Linked DNA regions of Homo sapiens: region 1 is linked to region 2. Evidence: read pairs that join two places in POLR2A ChIA-PET (ENCODE). Cell type or tissue: PC-9. All regions are shown on one strand. Each heading gives the region's core, and the rest is flanking DNA. Links, peaks and the distances in the headings are about the cores only. Region 1 holds the start of LOC124905007 (a long non-coding RNA gene). Region 2 overlaps BACH1 (BTB domain and CNC homolog 1).

Evidence for each region. Peaks named below come from ENCODE experiments on the same cell type or tissue, not always from the same donor. Only the 100,000 strongest peaks of a DNase experiment are listed, where the experiment ranks them.
Region 1: POLR2A ChIA-PET joins it to region 2 with 12 read pairs; 19 of 35 experiments call an interaction of 5 or more read pairs at or near these places.

The regions. Positions count from the first base shown.
Region 1 is chr21:29,286,520-29,298,750 of GRCh38, reverse strand. LINC00189 (long intergenic non-protein coding RNA 189) reads right to left here. Exons shown (of 2, transcript NR_027072.2): 2 at 10,546-10,767. LOC124905007 (a long non-coding RNA gene) reads left to right here and starts at 10,671. Exons shown (of 2, transcript XR_007067841.1): 1 at 10,671-10,783. LOC105369299 (a long non-coding RNA gene) reads left to right here and starts at 15. Exons shown (of 2, transcript XR_937652.3): 1 at 15-2,145; 2 at 2,409-2,573. RefSeq lists a silencer at 1-304. In PC-9, for the core only: no CTCF peak of the experiment used is centred there; no DNase peak of the experiment used is centred there.
Region 2 is chr21:29,346,045-29,355,425 of GRCh38, reverse strand. BACH1 (BTB domain and CNC homolog 1) reads right to left here. Exons shown (of 5, transcript NM_001186.4): 5 at 9,278-9,381. Among named protein-coding and RNA genes, the nearest start is that of BACH1-IT2, 22 kb to the left of the region's middle. In PC-9, for the core only: a CTCF peak has its summit at 6,734 (motif pointing right); no DNase peak of the experiment used is centred there; H3K27ac peaks cover 1,544 bases.

The DNA of each region.
Region 1 (12,231 bases), core at 3,363-8,362, 56 kb after region 2:
CCCTCGAAGCCTCTGTCAGCGAACGAGCGCGCGCAATAGCGCGGGGCAGGGGTCGCCGCGGCCGGAAGCCCACGCGGGGGGTTGCAGGGACGGGTCGTAAGGGGCGGGGCGGGCCTCGAGGAGGCGGCGGTGGGGTCCCCGGACCTCCGCGCGTGGCACAGCCCGCATCCTGAACTGACTCCCACTCGAGGACCACCTCTCCTCTCCCTTCTGAGGGCGGAACGGAAAGGCCAAGCGCCTCCTCGCCTCGGGAGCTGCAGGACGCCCTAATTCAGCCGAGTCGCCGCGTGCCCGGGTGCCCGCGAACAGCAGGAGAGAGGACGGGCGCTGGCCCCACAGGGGTCGCTTTACCCCTTGAAGAGCTCCTCGCTGCCTGCCCTGGGGGTGGTGGGCGTCCAGGTTCACAGGGTACTTGAGCTTGCTGGGGTGGGGGTGTGTATGAAGTGCGTCCAGGGTTTTGTGGAGCGCGTCTAGCAGTTGCTCTACTTCTTACTGACAGTGAAACAAGGGCGCCCACGACAGGTGTTCCCTTTTCGCTGTCGCTGCCAGGAAGCTTCCAGCCAGGTTCAGCGCCCAGTGGTGTCAGCCGGCCCATCTCGAGCCTTGGTTCCGCTGTCATCTTCTGGTGCTTATTCTGGTGTTTATCCAACTGTCCGTTTTGAAATTATGTTCCCAAGCCATTTAACACCTCTGGAGAACCAAAGCACTGGCTGTCAGCGGAGCGGGATGCACGCGCAGCGGAGGGGACTGGGCACGCCAACCCCACGAGGGTTCCTGCGGAGATGACACGGACCTTGAGGTCTGAAGCCAAAGGACGATTTGTGTGAAGGGATTTTATTGTTAGCTTTGGAGCCAGCAACAAGAACACAGCCCTGGAGTTCCCGGGGCAAAAAGGATACCAAGATAATAATTCAGGTATTACGACTAACATGACTGCATTTGCACCCACAGGCTGTGGGACTTGGGGACGTTTGAGCTACATCCAAAATACATGAGAAAATCACACAAGTGAAATTGGATGAGAGTGCGAGGGGTGAAGTGATACATTATGACCTAGAATTAGGGGAGGCTTCCTGGAGCAGGTGACATTTGCATTGGGTCTTGATTGGGAAGAGTGGAACCCAGCAGTCTAGATAGGGTCCAGAGGTAGGAGGTACCTCGCATCCCAGGCTGCCTCAGTTCATGGTGAGAGTGCAGATATTTAGTGAAACAGGAGGAAAGGACACTTGGAAATACACCATGAAAGAAGGATTGAAGTTCTTGCAGACACATGGGAGTGTCCGAGGCTTTATTCTCCTTCCACCTTGAGCCAGTGGAATTGCAGTGTCTTTTTTCTACACCTATGCAGTTTTTTCTACACCTGTGCAGTTTTTTCTAGGGGAAGATCAGACCCTCCTCTTTGGGAGGAACTCTTGCTTCTTTAGATAATAGCAGTGACATTTTCTAGCCTGAAAATTATGATGTATGCCCTGATAGGTTTAATTATTTGAGAAGTTCTCACAAAGGTATACAGATGTGCTAAGAGTATCAAGTCAAGTGAGTGACTCTCAAGCTTCATTATGGGGAAGAATATTTGGTTTGCTTGTTAAAATGCAGATTCCGGCCGGGAGCAGTGGCTCATGCCTGTAATCCCAGCACTTTCAAAGGCCAAGGCGGGCGGATCACGAGGTCAGGAGATCGACATGGTGAAACCCCGTTTCTACTAAACCCCAACATGGTGAAACCCCGTTTCTACTAAAATACAAAAAATTAGCCAGGCATGATGGTGTGCGCCTGTAGTCCCAGCCGCTCAGGAGGCTGACACAGGGGAATCGCTTGAACCTGGGCGGTGGAGGTTGCAGTGAGCTGAGATCGCGCCACTGCACTCCAGCCTGGCGACAGAGCAAAACTCTATCTCAAAAAAAAAAAAAAAAAAAAAAATGCAGATTCCTGGGTCCCACCCCCAAAAGATGCTAATTTTGTAGATCTGAGTAGGACCTAAGGGTCTGCATTTTTAATACTGAAGCATGTGGTCTTCAAGCTTATGGCATGTAGTAGGGACAGGACGAAAAATGAAACTGGAGAATGAAATGAAACCGAGTCAGTATGAGAAGGGCCTCATGCACAGCACCTGGAGTTTGGACTTCATCCCGTGGTCTGCAATAAGTGAGTAGAGGTTTCTAAGTCATGTGGTTATTTTTAAAAGCTAATTCTAGTATTGAGAAGGAATGGGAGTGGAAACAGATAGTAGGTTGAATGAAGGAATGAATGCAGTAAAATGCTCAGTGAAAGATGTGGCACTTTTTGTTTTCAGTATTCTCTTGCTTTGAACCAAAACCACTTAGAATGTATTTCTTTTAAAACCTGTATGTCAGTGTAAATATTCACAAACAACTGTATGTTCTGACCTATGTCTTCTGGACTTCCAGAGTTAGCATTAACATTATTAGCTGCCAGGCCAACAAAACCTTGAGTAATCCTGCAATACTCGGAATCAAGAAAAGTGGCTACATCATGGTCAACTTTGAAGAACATCAGCCTCAAGATCTTTTATACTAACTCATATGTTTATTAAAATCTATTACTAAAACAGATTTTTAAAAATTATCTTGAGGTTATAATGAGACATAGTGCTTCTACCTAATTCCTATTGGGAAAAAAAAATGTTGAGATTTGGGGACCAAGAAAAAAAATTCTGATCGCTTTTTTTTTTTTTTTTTTTGAGATGGTGTCTCTCTCTGTCACGCAGGCTTGGAGTGCAGTGGCATGATTTTGTCTCACTGCAACCTCTGCCTCCCGGGTTCAAGTGATTCTCCTGCCCCAGCCTCCTGAGTAGCTGGAATTTCAGGCACCCACCACCAAGCCCAGCTAATTTTTGTATTTTTAGTAGAGACAAGGTTTCACCATGTTGGCCAGGCTGATCTCAAACTCCTGACCTCAAATGATCCACCTGCCTTGGCCTCCCAGAGTGCTGGGACTACAGGCATGAGCCACCGCTCCCAGCTGATTGCTTTCAATTAGTATTGATAATAGTTTGAAACTGGGACAAGTAGCCTAGTCTTGGCAGTCTTTCTGCTCCTTAGCTCAGCTAGGTCCAAGTTCTTGTCTCACAACCAGGAAAAACTAGGCACACAGACACCGGAAAGTGAGTGGAGTGGAATTGATTAAGCAAAAGGAAAGCTCTCAGCAAAGAGCGAATGCTGGGAGCAGTTCCCCTACCCGAAAGTGGGAAAATCCCCTCTCATGTGGCTGAGCCTGGGGCTTTTATGCACTCAGAATGGGGAGTGCATGCTGATTGGTTTGTGAGTTTGCAAAAAAAGGTTAAAGCAAAGACACCACTCAAAGGCAGGCACGACAGTGTAGAAAACCAATTAGAAAGGGTAAGTATACGTAAAATAGGTGAAGGGTGGAGATCAGAGGAAAGCGTGCCAAACAGGAAGACAAGTTCTCAATCTAGTCTGAAAATTTAACTTGTAGTTTGGCTTTCAGGCTTTAAACTGTCTTCAGCTTGGAGGTGGGGTTTCACCGGGGACCTGCCTCTATCTGCCTAGGCGTTTGACTGTCTTCTGTTGCTGTCACTAGTAGCACAATATAAAGATTTTGTGCTACTGTTTCACAGTGATTTGCAATTAGTGCTTTTTTTTGTCATGTAGTTTTGTTTTTAGTGCATTATTCTTTAGGAGAATTTATCCGTGAAGCTTGGGTATCACAGCTTACTGCTATGTCCTTGATTTATACTTCTCATTGACTGTGAGAAGTGATGGCTAGTTTTCCTGCTGTGAGCAGGTTTGGTGATATACAATACCATTCGCAAGATGTTATATATGTGCATTGTCACATTTCTTTCAAAAATGATATTTCCAATTTTTCCAAACATTCATATCTTCTTTCTGGCCATCATACTGATTTTATTACCAAAATAAAATCTTATCATTAACTCTGAAAACAATTTAAATAACTATAAGCCATAGTTAGGGAATGATTTTTAATAAAACCTAGATACAAACACCATCATTTTCTCCTCTAATAGCAGGTTGTCTTGCCTGACTCTCAAAAATGAGGGAGCTAAATCATACAGATAGGTGACATGTTCATGGCTATAAGGAACACCATAGCATAATATTTGGACAGTAAGACATAATACATATCCTGAAAAAACTTTGATGTGTAGTCAGTGTAACCCTTGTCCCCTGTCCTCCTCCCTAACCTCAGGAAAGATCCACACTTCCACATTTATTCCCTACCCACCTTTGGTTTTGAATCCTCATTTCCACAGATGCAGCATGACATCTGTAACCCCTACAAATCTGCATACCCCTCCAGCCTTCCCAGAACTTCATTCCCTCCATCTTCATTGCCTTAGCTCCTTTTGTCTTTAAGTATTCACTCACTAAGTCAAGAAAATATTGGAGGGGGGGTGGGGCAAAACAACTAGGCTTTAAAGGTGGGGGATTACCCAGATCAACACAAGTCTCCCACTTGAACAACTGCTCTTTGACACCTGTACCCTGAGATGTGACTATGGATTAAAGTCATAGCACCCCTGCCTCCAGGTTGGAAAGTTTTATGGAAAATGAACATATTTTATTAGAAGACAATGAGAACTTCCTGGAGCAGATGAGTAAACACACCCTCATGTTTACCTGATAACTGAAATCAAAGATGAGGTGTAGCCTCTGGTTTGAAATGTTACAAAGTGTAAAATTAAGATAAAGGCAGAAAAATGAAAAGGAAATAGCCAGTTTTGAAGCAGAAGAACTCAGTGGGACAGGGGCCAAATCAGTGAAAGAGGTGCTGCTCAGATACCAGATTTAATGACAACCAAAGTGGCCCAAATATCCAAAAAAAATTGCGCTTCTGAAAACCAGTAGGAGGTTGCAGTGGACTAAAGATGGCCACAAAATTTTTATCGTTTTCCCCGTCAAGAATGGGAGTTTATTTTTCATCATCTTGAATCTGGCCCTGTGACTGCATCACCAAGAAGACACTGCAGAAGTGATGCTCTGCCAGTTCTGGTTCTAGTCTTTTAGAAGACTGTTAGCCTCTACTTCCTCTTTCTTCAAATGAGCTCTCTTGGGACACCCTCTCTCAGAACCAAACCACCATGCATGGGGCATGTGTGGCCTCTTCACTCAGGAGCCCCAGCAGAGCAACCAGCCAGTACTGAGCATCAAGTGCCAGTCATGTGAATGAGCCATCTAGGATGTTCTTTGGTCAAGTCTATACAAAAGAACTTACCAGCTGAGCCCAGCCAACACATAGAATTATGAAATAGTAAAATGATTATTGTTTAAAGTCATGAAATTTTGCAGTTTTTTTAATATAGCAATAGATAACCAAAATCAAGATTAAATAAAATATCAGATGATTAAAATGGAGCATGAAAATGGAGTTAACTTTGTAAGAAGAACCACAACCCCAATGATCATGACTTAGAGGAAAGTTCAGTAAATAAAACAGAAAATATTGAAAAAGGCTGTTTCATTTTAAACCTGTGTCAAGCTCCTAGACCTAAAATGACACTTGAAATTGTCCTCCATTAGAATTCATTGTGCTACAGATTTTCTCTCATTCTGTTACATATATTTATTTAATGAAGTAGAGAAATTCTTCTCTCATAAGCTAATGCTGCAAGGTGTTTTTATATGTATTATATGTATATGTACATACATATATTTTTTATATTAACATAACAGTTTATAATAAATGTTTAAGTGTTTTATAATAATATTTATACATTTATCACCATATATACACACACACAAATATATGTATACACACACATATACATACATATAAATGTCTGGGGATAGAAAGTGAGACCCTCAGAATCTTGGATGTAGCCTGACTGCTCTGCACCCAACTGGGGAGGAGTGAGGGGAGAAGAAAGTAGAGTTCCAGCCAGAAAGGTGACAGAAGACTGCCCAAAGCTTCATGTAACCAATCCCTCAAGCCTGCGGAAAAGTTACTAAATGTTTGGTGCCAGTGCCTTCCTGCAGAGTCAGTGATGCTTATGCTTGGTACTGAATCAGAGACAGCACCTTCAACCATAGTCACACGTCTGCAAAAGACAGAAAAATCCAGTCTGATAGCTTTGTTCTATGTATTTGTTCGTGTTTACACCAAGGATTGTAGCCTGCAGCTCCTGATCTTTTATTCTGAAACGTTCTGGAAGTAGTAAAGGCTACTCTATAACATACTTGTTTTAATAAATGTATTCTCCATTTTTTAATGCAAAACTGGCACAACCAAGAGAGGTGCCATATTTTGACTCATATTTTTACTTCACCTCTTCATATAACACTTCATTCAGTGTCCTCAATCAGGTTCTCATTCAGGTTCTCAATAGAGGCCAATTTTGCACCCCCCACCCCCTGCAGCAGGAGATATTGTTATGGGGTGGGTGGTTCTAGCCTCTAGGAGGTAGAGGCCAGAGATGCTGCCAAACATTCTACAATGCACAGGACAGTACCCATGGATAAAATACTTTGTGAATAAGGATACGTTATTCGCCATTCAGAACAAATAATTATCTCGCCCAAGTTTCCACAGAGCCAAGGCTGAGAAACCCTGACCTAAAGATATTCATGCCCCAATATGAGAAATGTGCGTATACATTAAAAGAAAGTGTAAAGGAATAAAGGAACAAAGTGGAAATCAAAAAATGGAATCAGGAAAGAAGCTAAAACATACATATTGCAAAACATGTATCTTTGATAAAGATGAGCTACAGATTTGTCTATAGCTTCCTGGCATCTGGGTAAAAAGATAAGCCAGATAATTCAATCATGAGCTAACTGAGGTCTGAGTGGCCACCATGAGAAGAAGTACTGAACTCCTAGAGGAGAGACCGTAGACACAGGTTGTCATCATAACAGCCTATTCCCTGGACTGAGGTGCCATACATAGGGATCACTTTGGAAAGGGAGGAAAATGATTCACCTGGACTGAGGTGCCATACATAGGGAGCACTTTGGAAAGGGAGGAAAATGATTCATCTTTGAATAAGAACTACTGGATCAGAGGAGAGAGATGGTTATTAGCATGAAGAGATAGAACAGTCAATTGATTAGGGGTGCTGGGTTTTCAGCCTTGATCGCTCCAGATTCCCTCTCCAGCCTCCTCCACACTTCTCTGTACCCTAGGAGGCAGGCCTTTTAGGATGGTATTCATGGATTCCCCATGCTCCCTCACTTCTGGTTGATACGGATAACGGCAGATGTCTACAGGAACTCAGCTGTCTACCTGCCAGGCCAAGGGTTGGCTATGGCTGTATTCCTCTACCAAAGTCCCCAGCTCCTGCCAGGCCACCTTCACCTACAGCTAAAGCCAAAGCAACATCACTCTAAGGGTAGTGGTATCTCCCTACTTTGGTTAGCCCTAGGGTGCATCACCCCTTTGGTGGGTTCCCTGCCCTCATCCTTGTAAATGGTTCCATCTGTTTTCTATCAGTTCCCTGACTGATTCACCAGATCAAGACTTGGGGGTAAGGAGAGTGACTATATTAACACATCAAAGGAAAGAATGTGGATGTAGTAAAGAGAAGCTAAATCAACTCCTAAAGCCAGTGAAGGGAAAGCTAGAGGTACAAATAGGAGCATCATATCCCTTGCCCTGCCTGGGACTCAGTATTTTACTCCTGGGCCCTGTTAACCTGCAGGACAGGAGAAGGATGGAAGCACAGGCTACCATGGTTTGGTTCTACTACATTAGCTATAGAGGTCTTCCAACCTGGATTTCTCTTTGATTTCTTTCCAATAATTATTTGCCTTTACATGTACATTTACCTACTGGAAGAGATGGGTTGGTTAATAAGCATCAATATTTGAAACACTTGTTAGCTATATCCTCATTGTAAATCAATAAATTATCTTTCCAGTGTTCCCCCTGCCTCTGCAGCTTCAGGTGAATGTGCATCCTAAAGCTGTTATCACCACCAATGTGTCTATAGTTCAGTTTTCTGCATCAGCAAGTTCAAAATCATGGTGAGATGACAATCCTGCAGTGACCTGGTTCAGGTGGTTCCTACTTCATGGAAACACCCTCTTTATTAATCATAGTAGCTTCAGGACTGACCTTTAGATCAGGGATGCTTTATTTTCCATACACTTACCTTGCCCTTAATCCCTTTGTGACAGACACTGCTTTGTCTACCCAATATCCCTTTCTTTCTAACATAATCCTGATTAAATGTGCAATGTACCAACTTAAAACATGCCTTTCCAGATTGCATTAGCTATGTGACCTAGTCCTTCTCAATCACATATAAGCAAATATGGACTCAATACAATTTCCAGGAAAGTTTTTACTTTCCTGATAACAAAAGGCTGAATCAGCTGCGCTTATGCCCTCTGTCCACCTTCCTTGAATGACTGGAGGAGGAGCTCTTTTCTTTCAATCATGAGGATGAAAACTACAGGCTAAGCATAGCAGAGCAGGAAGCTAGGAAGAAGCTCAGGTGCTTGATGACTTTTCTTGAGCAGCTGATTAGCCCTGGTTACTGAGTTTACTCTTCTTTTAAAAGCAGAGAAAGAAAACCCTATTCAGTTAAGCTTCTAGAGTTGAGTTTCTGTGACATAAAGCCAAATGCAGTCTTAACTGATACCCCTTCTTAATCTCAAGTTCCTCTTGTCATTCTGTATAAACATACATGCTAAGAACCCTGAAGTCATGCATCCTCTGTTGTATGGGAGTAAGTGGATTGTTATGAAAATATTCAGTGCAATAAACTGAATGTTTATGTCTCACCAAAGTTCTTATGTTGAAATCCTAACCCCCATTGTAATGTTATTAGGGGGTCAGGCCTTTGGAAGGTGATTAGTTCTTGAGGATGGAAACCTCATAAATGTAATTAGTGCCCTTATAAAAGAACCCCAAAAAGCTCCCTCCCTCATCCCACCATGTGAAAACACAGCAAGAAGGTGACATCTGCAACCCAAAAGAGGGCCTTCAGCAGAACCTGACCAAGCTGAACCGTGATCTTGGACTTCCAGCCTCCGGAACTGTAAGAAATAAGTGCTTGTTGTACAAGCCACTGTGGTATTCTGTTAAAGCAGCACAAATTGACCAAGACGCTCAACCTACACCAATGATCCTGGAGGCTGGCAAATGAATAGCACTGAATGACAGTATAATAGTGCCGACAGTAATAAAAGAACAAAAGATGTATGTTATTATGAAATTATGAAGAATATTATTGACTTCAGTATTGCTACCTCCCCTTGGATATAATGAGGTCACACATAACAGAACACAGATATAGATAAGCCAGTAAAAATACTCTGACAAAGTTCCAGGAAATGGCTTTTTCGAAACATGGGACAGCTGCCAAACAAAAAAGAAATTAAAATCCTTCAAAACAATTTTATGGATTTAAGCTATGCAAAAACATTGGGGGAACATGTGAAATTATATGGAATTATTCTGATACTCGGCCTCTTATTGTGCATTTTATGAAAGAATAATCAATAAAACATCTGTCATAATTGCATAAATTTAAAAAAGCAGATCCACTTAACATGGTCAAAATAAACTAAATGTATTTTAAATCCATGTCTCTGAACTGAAGCTACAGGAATGAGATGTTGAATCCCATTTAATAAAAGGAAATATCTTTTTATACTAGCAATTTGAGAATTTTACCTAAGTAAAAAGAGGCTCTAGAATGAATATTAAGCTTACAGTTCTAAAAGCATCCATTTAAATTGGTTAGAACACTGGAAAATTACCCACTGGCTAAATAAGATTTCCAGAAGGAATACTATTGAAAATGTTTTTTACATCCCTTAGGAAAAACAGGGAAAATAAACAGAGGGCATATCTCTAATTAACTACATGTACCCCTTGGGTTTCCAAAAACAAGCTCTAATATAATTTGATTCTTTATCCTTAGCAATGGGAAGTCAAGCATAAAACCATGTGCAAGCACCGCATGATGTGGCATAGGAAAGAAAACATTAATCATAGACATTTCTATCACTTTTTAATAGACAAAAATCCGTGTTTCTATTAGCAGATACAAACAGATCAGTCTGTGCCCTTATTACTTTTCTAGTTGGCGCCCGAAATCCCTTAAAGATTGATTATTTGGGGTGAAGGTTTTGCGTATTCAGAAGTTCTCTGTTAAAATTCAAATTCTTTCAGAGGGCAAACATTAAGCCACATTTAAGGACAGTCGTAATCACTCTAGTGAGAAGCAGCTCATAAAAATACTCATGGCGAATGGGATTTAAATGCATTTTGACAGGAAAGTGGAAGAAAGCATCGAGAGCAGAATCCATGCCACTGTTGGGGCCTGAGAGAATTTTGGTGGAGTCGGGGAGGGCAGTAGAGGGCACTGAATGCTAAGTAGCAGAGGGATGACAGAGACGAATTCTGAATCATTGACAGGTGAGCATAGTTTTTGGAAACAAGTGTTACCTATTCAGTAAGACTTTTATTAAAAATCCAGTTAAGATATTGAAAATAAGGCCCTGAGATACTGTAGATTCATCATTATTAGTAGAAAAATAAAGAATGATATATATTATGAAAGTGCAAAAAATAGGAAAGATTTAAATACATCTATCCACGTTCAATATTCAAAATGTATTTTTGTGAATCTGATATTTCATAGATTTTGTTTCAGTTGATACACCAGGAATATCTCAAATGAAAGTATATAAAACAGGAATTATCTCAAATGAAGAAGTTGAGTTTTCAGGCCAAAAGCTGGCAAAGGTTGCCATGCAGTCTTCAGGCTCATTGACCAAGAGCCCCTTCCTCCACCTGAAACATTCCCTGAAGATCCTGTAAATAAATACAGGTAAATAAATTTGACTGTATGGACTTCATAAGTGCCTTCTTATATCAATTTATGTGCATGTTTTAAAGCTTTATATCATACAGTGTGCAGTTATATCCTTTTTAAGTATGATTTGTAATCATTTAATAAAAGGTCTATTAATTCCCTATTATGTCATATGATTTGTAGGAGGTATTTTGATCAGTTTTATTTATAATAGTCAAAAGTGTCAAAATCCTGGCCTCTGTGGAGTCCTGCTGGGAGAGAATATGAAGCAAGCCACAGATGGCCTAGAATAGAAACTGGAAGGAAGCTACATTGGGCTTCCTGCTATCTGAATCACCAAGTTCAGGAACTAAGTATTTACTAGTCTTGAGTACTTATTAGTTCAATTCAGGCTAACAGGAAGTCATTGATGAGAAAGTAGATGGAACAGAAATCAATGTAGGCTGCTTTTGGAGGGACTTTCATCCCTCGTGGAGAGGCATTTCAGCATAATGATTACAAACATGGACTTTAGTTAGAGCCAGAGTGTTTGAAACCCACTTCTACTACTTACCCATTTGTGCCTGTTTCTTCACCCATAAACAGGGATTATGCTGGTACTTATTACAACAGAGTTGTTGCAAATATTAAATGAGTTAACATACAAAGAGCATTTAGACCAGCACATAGGCATAATTGTATAAGTATTAGCTTCATTATTATAGAAGCCAAGAATATTTTAGATAAAAGCAAGGGTGAAGCAGAGATCAGGTCCTGCCCAAGCCTAATTTGCTGATTCTGAGAAGGGACTAGATAGCATCAAGAAATATGAAAATGGTGGCACTGAGGATTTTTTAGCTTTGAAGTTATGCAAGAGGAATACTAATCATTCCTTAATGTGAAACTATCCAAGAGATATTACCCTAATTTAAATTTCAGTTATAAACCGGTTTGATGATGGCCTTTGGAATAGAGGGGTGTGTGTGTGTGTGTGTGAGTGTGTGTGTGTGTATTTAAAAATCCAGTCAATGGAAAAAGGTTGAAGATGCAGCTGCGTGCACGCTCTTTGAAATAAGCATCTTCTAAGTGAAAACAAAACTGTGAAAACAGCCTCCCAGGGAGCAGGCTGGAGTTGAAGTACACAGTGTTGGTGATCCACCGAGACCCTTCAGACCCCTTTTACCATTTTTGTGCACCTCTCTGCTCTTGCTCCCGATGGCCAGCCCTTCTTTAGAAGACTTCCCTCAGTCAGTGAAGCTGCTTCCCACCCCCATCCCCTGCACATGTTGATTCAGAAATGCCTGCAACTTTACCTCTCTCTGGATGGTGCTTAGCTGCTGGGCAGAGGAGTATGAAAGCCAAGCTCCTCTGCCTCACGTTATTCTCTAAGTTCCCCTATGGGATCAGGCCACACCTATCTTCCGCAGGACTTTTGTCCAATATTGCACCTTGTTTGGCTTCCTCTCCTTCCCTATTCTTCCTTC
Region 2 (9,381 bases), core at 4,335-9,334:
ACTTGGAGAACTTTTCTGTCTAGCTAAAGGATTGTAAACACACCAATCAGCACTCTGTGTCTAGCTAAAGGTTTGTAAACGCACCAATCAGCACTCTGTAAAAACGCACCAATCAGCGCTCTGTGTCTAGCTAAGGGTTTGTAAACGCACCAAACAGCCCTCTGTAAAAACGGACCAATCAGCACTCTGTGTCTAGCTAAAGGTTTGTAAACGCACCAATCAGCACTCTGTAAAAACAGACCAATCAGCACTCTGCAAAATGGACCAATCAGTGCTCTGTAAAATGGACCAATCAGCAGGATGTGGCAGAGCCAAATAAGGGAATAAAAGCTGGCCACCCCAGTCAGCAGGGGCAACCCGCTCCGGTCCCCTTCCATGCTGTGGAAGCTTTTTCTTTCACTCTTCACAATAAATCTTGCTGCTGCAAGATCTTGCTTGCTTCTGATCTTCCTTCTCCTCTAGTGTTCCTTATCTCCATTATGAGTTCTTCTTTCCCAGTCATCAGTATTCCTTTGGGGTCTGTCCTGGGCTATCTCCTCTGTTCACCACACACACACTTTTCAGGCAAGCTTTTCCTCTCACATAGCTTCAAAAGTGGACCATATGCCAAAGGCATAAATGTAAAGCTTTGGCCCAAATCTTCCTCCTGAGCAGAAGTCTTACATGTCAACAACCACATGGGCGCCACACAGCATGCCTTGCCTGCAGTACACTCATCACTGAATTTAACACCTGGTTCCACAAACCTGCTCTGACCTCGTGTTCACCATCGCATTGAACAGAAACATCTTCCACTCTGTTGTTCAAGAAAGGAACCTGGGGATCGTCTGTGGTTCTATCTTTTTTACCAGCTCTTCTTCTACCTCAGGACAGTCATCTCTGCCATGTTTCATGAATCTGGCCACTGTTCTGATTTCCCACGAACACATCCCTGGTCCAGTCCACCTAACTTCTTGTCTGACTACAGCCGTGGTTTCTTACTGGTATCTCCCATTCCACTCTTCCCACTCCACAATCCACTCTCCTCACTGCAGCCAAAACAAACTGTGAAACACAGGACTGATCATATCACACCTTTCAAAAGTTTCCCATTGTCCTTAAGATAAATGTCAAACTTTATCATATACCTGAGAAGGTCTGGACTCTTCTCACCCCTCTCCTGACTCACCACATGTCACTCCTCCAACCTGGAGCCCTCATTATCCCCGGCCACACATACATGGCATGCAACCACACCAAACATCTTTCAGCTCTACAAATAAACCATGAGAGGCCCTCTCTCATCCCTCAGCCTTTGCATATGCAATTGCCTTGGCTCAAAACATGCTTCCTCTTCACCCAGCTTCCCGCTCATCTTTTAGAGCTCCATTGGTTGACCATGAGCAATCCCTCAGCTTCTGTACCTGAGGGTAAATCTCAGATTTTCTCTTTCAAAGGCAACCTCCCTCCCTGGCAGAAGCCCTGTTGAATAGGATCCCCTTGGAAATGACCTCAGACGAACAGTCCTCATTTAGGTTCCACATCTGGTGGCTGAAGTCCTATAACTTTTACCCCCACCAGTGCCAATTCTTCTTCTTCCCAAATGCCACTCTATTCTGCTGCCACAGGAGTTTCATCCATCTACTCAAGCAATATTTTTTATGCATAAGGTGCCAGTCCTTTGTGTCTCCCAAACTCTAGGTGACTCATGTCAAGGCTTTTTTAGTGGGCATCTCATAGCCCCCCTCACTAAGATTAAGAAGGTTACAGTCCCAGCACTACCACATTTTCTAACAAAATTCTCTATCTTCTCCAAAAAACTCTTCTTAGTCTTTTCAACCACCTCTGTAGGCTGGAGGTGGGTGGTCAGCTAAGAATTCCAAAAACACTTCTTGGCCAGTTCCTTCTCAAATGCTGCAAAGGAGATGGAGGTGAATTTTGGCAAGTTGGAGGAACAGAGAGGGGACCTCTGACAAAAAGGTACTAAGAAAAGAAGGGGGTTGTGACACGTGGCATGTGGCTAGTGGGTACTGAATTGGATGGTACCATTCTATACAAGACGATGAAAGCTTATTGCGTGCTAGCTGTGTCATGGGGCCTTCTGGTAGACACTCTTCCATACATTGTTTCATTTGATTCTTACTACAACCATACAAGATTGGTTATTTCCTCTATTTTTTACTTACAACTTAGCCAAAAATAATTTGCAATGTGTAACCACTAAAACTCACTTCACCTCCTTCAGTTCTTACATCTTCTCAGTGAGGCCTTCCATTGCCATTTCTTAGAAAACTGTAACCGGCCAGGCACGGTGGCTCTTGCCTGTAATTCCAACACTTTGGGAGGCCAAGGCAGGCAGATCATGAGGTCAGGAGTTCAAGACCAGCCTGGCAAACATAGTGAAACCCCATCTCTACTAAAAATACAAAAATTAGGCTGGACACAGTGGCTCATGCCTGTAATCTCAGCACTTTGGGAGGCTGAGGTGGGTGGATCACCTGAGGTCAGGAGTTCAAGACTGGCCTGGCCAACACGGTGAAACCCCATCTCTACTAAAAAATACAAAAATTAGCCAGGTGTGGTGGCGAGCACCTGTAGTCCCAGCTACTTGGGAGGCTGAGACAGGAGAATTGCTTGAACCTGGAAGGTGGAGGTTGCAGTGAGCTGAGATCATGCCACTGCATTCTAGCCTGGGCAACAGAGCAAGACTCCATCTCAAAAAAAAAAAACAAAAACAACAACAACAACAAAAACAAATATTAGCCAAGTGTGGTGGCACGCACCTGTAGTCCCAGTTACTTGGGAAGCTGAGGCAGGAGAATCACTTGAACCTGGCAGGCAAAGGTTGCAATGAGCTGAGACTCCAGCCTGGGCAACAGAGCAAATTAAAGAAGGCATTCAATGCGGTGAATTGATTTGAATTTTCACGAGGTGTGAGTAGAAGTTTGAGTCAGTCTTACTTTGCTATCGAGGACCAGAAGTCCCAACATGAAAGACATACATATAAGGAAATTCTATCTGAGAGACATTAAGTAATTTTCCTTTGGCTATACTGTGGCTAAGCATCAAAACCAGGCTTCAAAACTAGGTCTAGGCCGGGAGCAGTGGCTCACGCCTGCAATCCCAGCACTTTGGGAGGCCGAGGCGGGCGGATCACTTGAGGTCAGGAGTTCAAGACCAGCCTGGCCAACACGTGAAACCCCGTCTCTACCAAAAATAGAAAAATTAGCCAGGTGTGGTGGTGCACACCTATAATCCTAGCTACTTGGGAGGCTGAGGCAGAAGAATGGCTTGAACCCAGGAGGCAGAGGTTGCTGTGAGCTCTGATCGCGCCACTGCACTCCAGCCTGGGCAAAAAAGTGAGACTCCATCTCAAAAAAAAAAAAAAAGAAAACTAGGTCTGTCTCACTGCAGGTTTATGTTCTTTCTATTCCTCCCCATAGTTCCTGTACTTTCTGAAGGGGCTTGGATTTGTAACTGAGTCATTGCTTAAATTTCTGCAATTCTTTTAGTCCTTAAGTGCATACTTCATACTCAACCTATTTTAAGTATGCTGGCAGCTGTCTGCTCTCCCAGGCCCTAGTAAACACAAGTTCAGGCCATTAAGTGCTTTTACTAGCCAAATTCTCCTACCTTATCTTAGCAGCTATGTGCTCTACTTCTCATTCCTGTGTTAAACTTCATCCTTGATTCCACATTAAGCTTCCCTCCCAGATGTTACTGTTTAGCTGAAACAGAGCTGTCTGAGCAGGTATCCAGAGTTCTCAGAATGGTATGGAACACTTCTTGGCACATCAGATTTTCCACAGAACCCTGAAACAGAACCCCTCAAATATCAGATGTTGAGCATAATAGATGAGGTCTTCTAAAGCCCAGAGTAAACGCTCAAATGAGATGAAAACACAGTGCTTAAAAAACGAGTTCCTTCTTCAGAAAATCTTATTCTTAAGGTTTTAATAGTAGTCCTGTGCCCAGCAGTTAAGGCTATCATTTAAATCAAAGCAAGGAAAACATAAGCATGCTTATTTCACAAAGGAAGATTCTCTGAAATTAATAGCTCAAAACAGAACTACTGTCAGTTTCTGAGGTGGACCAAATAGGTATTACTTTAGAAAGCTTAAGTTATAGTGGATATTTTCATATAGCGTGCTGGGTATTGTTAACAGGATCTCCTGCCAAGAGATTCACATCACATGGGAAACCTGCATATCAAGATGGTATCTGGAAAATTATTTAGGTCCGGTCTCCTGAAAGAAGGAAATTAACTGTTTAGAAAACAGCTGACTTTCGGGACAGTGATTAAGTATAAACTAAGAGTGCAGAATGAAAATGGTGTCTGTTTTAAAGGATGGCTGTTTTAAAATGAAAAGGTAATGTGCTCAATTTTTAAATATTTTCCATGATCTTTGCATTTATACTTTAAGAATAAGATGAGGAAGAGGAAAAAGAAGTGTTTGCAGTTAAACACAAGGTCAGGCTTGGCTTTTAAACCTGAACCTATGTTCCCGCTAGTAGTGGAGTGTGCAGATGAGAGGGCAAGTTCGTGGCTTTCATGGGAGTCTGCTCCTCTTCTGGGGTATCTTTCTCTTTCTCTTCTTGCAAGCTTCTCAAAGCCCCCAGACTCTGCCTCCACGTAATTCCTTTCCACATTCTTCCCTTCACCTTCTACACTCTGACCTTGGAACATGATCTTCCCTCAACCTCTTTGCTCCCCTCATCCCTGCAGAGATGGAGTGCGCTGGCTGATTGATAAATCTGAAAATAACTGGTTGTCCTCTGCCCTGCATGGCCATTCTTCCTCTTGGGATGTGCCCGTCTCCAAATAGCACCACTAGCACTCTACGCCTCCACACCACCATGCTGATTAGCGGAGTATAGGTGGTGCTATGCTGCCCAGAGGAAAATCTCCCTTCATGGAAACCAAGGGTGGAAAAGTTACTTCCCTCTAACAAGAAACAACCTGATAAGGTCAACTTGACTCATTCTGGAGTTTGCACTAGGCTCTCACGCTAAGCTACTCCATTATCAGCAACTGAGGTTTTGTTTTGGTTTCCCATCTACCATTCCTTTATTTTCTCTCTCAAATTCTTCATAGCTCAGGAAAGGAATATGCAATGTTCCTTTGGAAACCCAACATTTGGCAGGGCGGCATTGTATACAGACATTGAAAAATCAAAACCAGAAGAGCAGAGTTTGGGTAGTAAGAGACGCATGTGATTGGGAGTCTTGTGAACCACGGGGTGCAGTAGAGGCCGTGACATTTTACCTTCGATTGTATGTGGAGGTTTGTATTAGGCCAAGTGGGTTTTTACAGGAGTGACGTTGGTCTGGGTAAGAGGTTTTAAAGCAGGCTGTGAGCATATTGAATCTAGAGGATCGTTGTGGCTTGTGGTGTTTTTCCTCAGAGAATGACTTTCTGTGGAGCCCTAACTGGTCTCCTTAGGCCTTTGGAGAGGCTGGTGGGGAGGGGCATCTTAAGTGAAAGGCGCAAGGACTTCAGAAGAGATATGGAGCGCCTCTCATAGTGCAATTCCTTCAGGGACTCAGGAGTTTAACTGGCTCAATGCCAAGAGTCTAAGTGGCTCAGCATTAATGAGACACTCACAAGATTATCACAGCATTTGCACCACCTGTTTTGAAATCAAGCCAATCCCCAGCCAAGACAGCAGCTGTCCAAGAAAAATTATATTCTTAGAACACGGTACCTGGTGCACCCAAAGGCTGTGGAAGGTACTCAGTGGTAACTGAGGCAAGGAAAGTCAATGGGGAAAATCCTTACATTAGCTTCCCCCTGATGCCTGTCAGTCAACACCCACTTTCTGGAATGTACTACCCATGATCTTAAACCCAACTGGCAGAAATTCCCTCCACACCTCTCACGGACTGCAAGAGGCCCTAGAAAGTGGGTGCAACATGGAATAAATTAAATGTGGGCAGCAGCCGCCGGTGGGCCCCTCTCCATCAACAGCAACATAGCAGTTTCACAGGGAAAGGCCCAGCGCCCACAGGTGCTTGGCAGGGCAGGTGGCCTCAAGATGCCACTGCTGCAGTTTCCAGGGGAAAAGCAGACTTCACAGGCCTTTTAGGTGTAGCTGGGAAAAATAATAGGTACTGATTTTCACCGATTTTCAAGGCAGCTGGGTTCCAACGTACTACAGAGTGCTTGTAAGGTTCTAGCTTCTAACTGGTAGCGCCAGGCCACTGTGGCCCTTGCTGTATCAGCCACCCCAAATTCCATTCTGCATTCAGGCACAAGGAGGGAACCATGAAGGGACCTTGGATCCATGTGGTTCATCTGTAGTTGATTCTGGACTGCTTAAATCTATGTAAAGATAGATTTTTTTTTTTTTTTTGAGACGGAGTCTCACTCTGTCGCCCAGGCTGGATAGCAGTGGCGCTATCTCGGCTCACTGCAAGCTCCGCCTCCTGGGTTCACGCCATTCTCCTGCCTCAGTCTCCTGAGTAGCTGGGACTACAGGCACCTGCCACCACGCCCGGCTAATTTTTTGTATTTTTAGTAGAGATGGGGTTTCATCGTGTTAGCCAGGATGGTCTCAATCTCCTGACCTCGTGATCCGCCCACCTCAGCCTCCCAAAGTGCTGGGATTACAGGCGTGAGCCACCCTGCCGGGCCGTAAAGATAGATTTAAGACGCCTCCTCCATCCCTAGGAGGCAACTTTCTTAGGCCTAAACATGCATTCTGGCTCAGGCCTGAAAACGCCTGTATACAGGGATGTTGGCTCAGAGCCCCTAGAGGGAGCCCTCACTCAACAGTCCAGGTACCAGAAACAGCTTGTTGGAAGGGGAAATGTAAATTAAGGTGTCATGCAATGGTGGTCTTTCCCCCAGGAATGATCAGTGTATACGGCCAAAATTAAGCCCTTTTTGAGCGTCCTTCCAATAGAAATTAGGATCACGAGTTGTGAGTTACAGAACACTGGGGCATCTTTGGGGAACTGAAACCAAGATTTTTTTTTTTTCCAGATACTATTGAGGTTCTACTATGGTCTCTGGCAGCACTAGGTACTGAGCTGTGGGAGCAGTGTTGTATGGGATGACTGCTTTAGTACCTGGGAATTAGCTTGTTTCGAAACAAGGGTGGTTGTGGGGCCAAGGCTATGATAATTTTGTGGTTAACTCTTCTGACTCTAAAGTGAGCACATCAGAGACTCAGCCTCAAACCTAGTTCCTTCTGGAGCACGGTAGGAACAACCACTCTCTTAAAGACAACTCCAGCTACAGCCTCTTGAAAGAATCTCAACTGGACCTAGGCATCAAAAACTCCTCTGGCCAAGGCTGATCTGAATGAGAAATCTGGCAGGATAGTCTTGGGATTTATTTTTCTTAAAGTTTTGTACTTCGAACTCAGGTGGACAAAATAATTTGATTTGCTTTAGTTCCTTTAGACTTTAATGCCTTTAGATTTTTTTTAATCCAAAGGGACTTAATCTTTGAATTTTTTTCTCTAAAAGTTGAATAATAAAAGTTAAACTTCCATTCAAATTTGGATATCATTATGTTGCTAGCATTTTATTCCTGGACTTTCATGCATTTTCTTATGGGAATGTTATGTTGGGATCTAATCTCAATGCAGAACATCTGATATGCTACATGCTACACGGGACGATGAGGTAGGAGAGAATTAGGGATGAGAAAAATGTTCAGTCTTTGGTACAGAGTAGCCTTTGAATTCATTTACTTACTAGTACACTGCTGGATCCAGAGCCTTCTGAGACCAAATGTTCACTGACAGCCCAAGCCAGTCACACCTGCAAAGGCTGGTGTTGGGAAGTGGCCTCAAAGGTGAGAGGAGGTCTGCCCTCTGGAACAGATGCTCTCCTCCTCCAGGCCATCAGTCACAGCCCTGGTTGAGCAATGGGCCAATGTTTCAAGAGAACTTAAACTGGGGAGCATGAAAGGGGAACACTCTTCCCTAAGACTTCCCTAGTTTAAATCTCCAGGGCAAGAAACACCCTCTGGCCTTTGTACTTCCACTTTGTACTTTGTCCTGGCCCTGATGTAGTAGTCCCTGATTCTAATGAGTAAATTTTTAGCGTCATTAAGTCTACTTGGCTCGGCCCACCCCTTACTTGTGGAATTTGCTCCCTGTTTACATTTTTCTGCTCCTCTAAGAGCTCTGCCCCTTTTGGGGTCGTCCAAGGTGACCGGTGGATGGATTAAGTCTGCCTAATTCCAGAATGCACTTTTAGCAGGTTCACTGGGCTAAACAGCTAGAAAGCCATGGTTCCAAGCTGGGTTCCATCAGCGATATGGACTTCACCTACTTTTTATTTCTCAAATGGTTCAAAACTCTGGCCAGGGAAAGGGTGCTATTTTTGGCCTTCCTCTAAACCCTCAATACCTACTACCTATACTTCTGTTGCTCTTAAAGCCCTTACAGTCTAACCTCAGACCTTCGATAACTTAAGTCAATCTGGGTAGGGCAAGATGCTGGGACACCCACTGGTGAACACTCAAGTGGGGGCCTTCCTCCTTCTCCCTCTCACTGTGACAACCTCCTTCTGTTCCTTTAACACGCCAGGCTTATTTGTGCCAAGTGGCCTCCTCTCCCCAGAGACCATCTTCTCCCGATTCAGACTACAATCTTTCAAAGCTTGGTGAAATCCCACGTTTCTCACCCTGTCTCCTTTGAACTCTTGCAGCCACCACACTATCTCACACAACTGAGCACTTTCTTACAAGTCATCTTGATTCCATCGTTGGTCTAGTCAGGGTTTCTCAATGTCAGCCAGATCGATACCCTGGGTGGGTAATTGTTGTGAGGGCTGTCCTGGCCTCTGCCCCTAGAAGCCATATCCTATACCCTGCCCCCGAGATTTGTGTCTCTGGGAACTGCCAAGTGTCCCCTAGGCAAGCAAAATCATCCCCAGCTGAGAATCACTATGATTAGACCAGAAGACTTTGCCCTGGATGGCCAATACCGCTGAGCAGCTGCCCAAAGCTTGGTCAGAAGGGCCTGGTTGGAAATTGAATAGGATACAAAGAGCTGACTCGGCAGATAAGTTTTTAAAACTTAATGACTGATAGAGATAATACCCCTTAAGAGTCCCTATACTTCTCTATCCAAACTAACATTAAGTAAAATCAGAAGCAAAGCTAAAATCTGTGCTTCCTAAAACACCTGAATGCTGGAATTTTTTTTTTTTTGAGGCATGATTATCATCAACTAAGGAAAGATTCTCTCCTACAAATTCAGATATACTAATTACCGATCAAAAGACTAAACTGAGTAAATCCACATGAAGTGAGAAAATGAAAATGGAATGTACAATTCTATTCAATTAGAAGCAATTTTAGAGAATTTTATTTAACTGTCAACTTATCACCAACATCTAACATTTTTTAGTTCAGGTACATTTGGGTAAGAACATTAGGGAGAA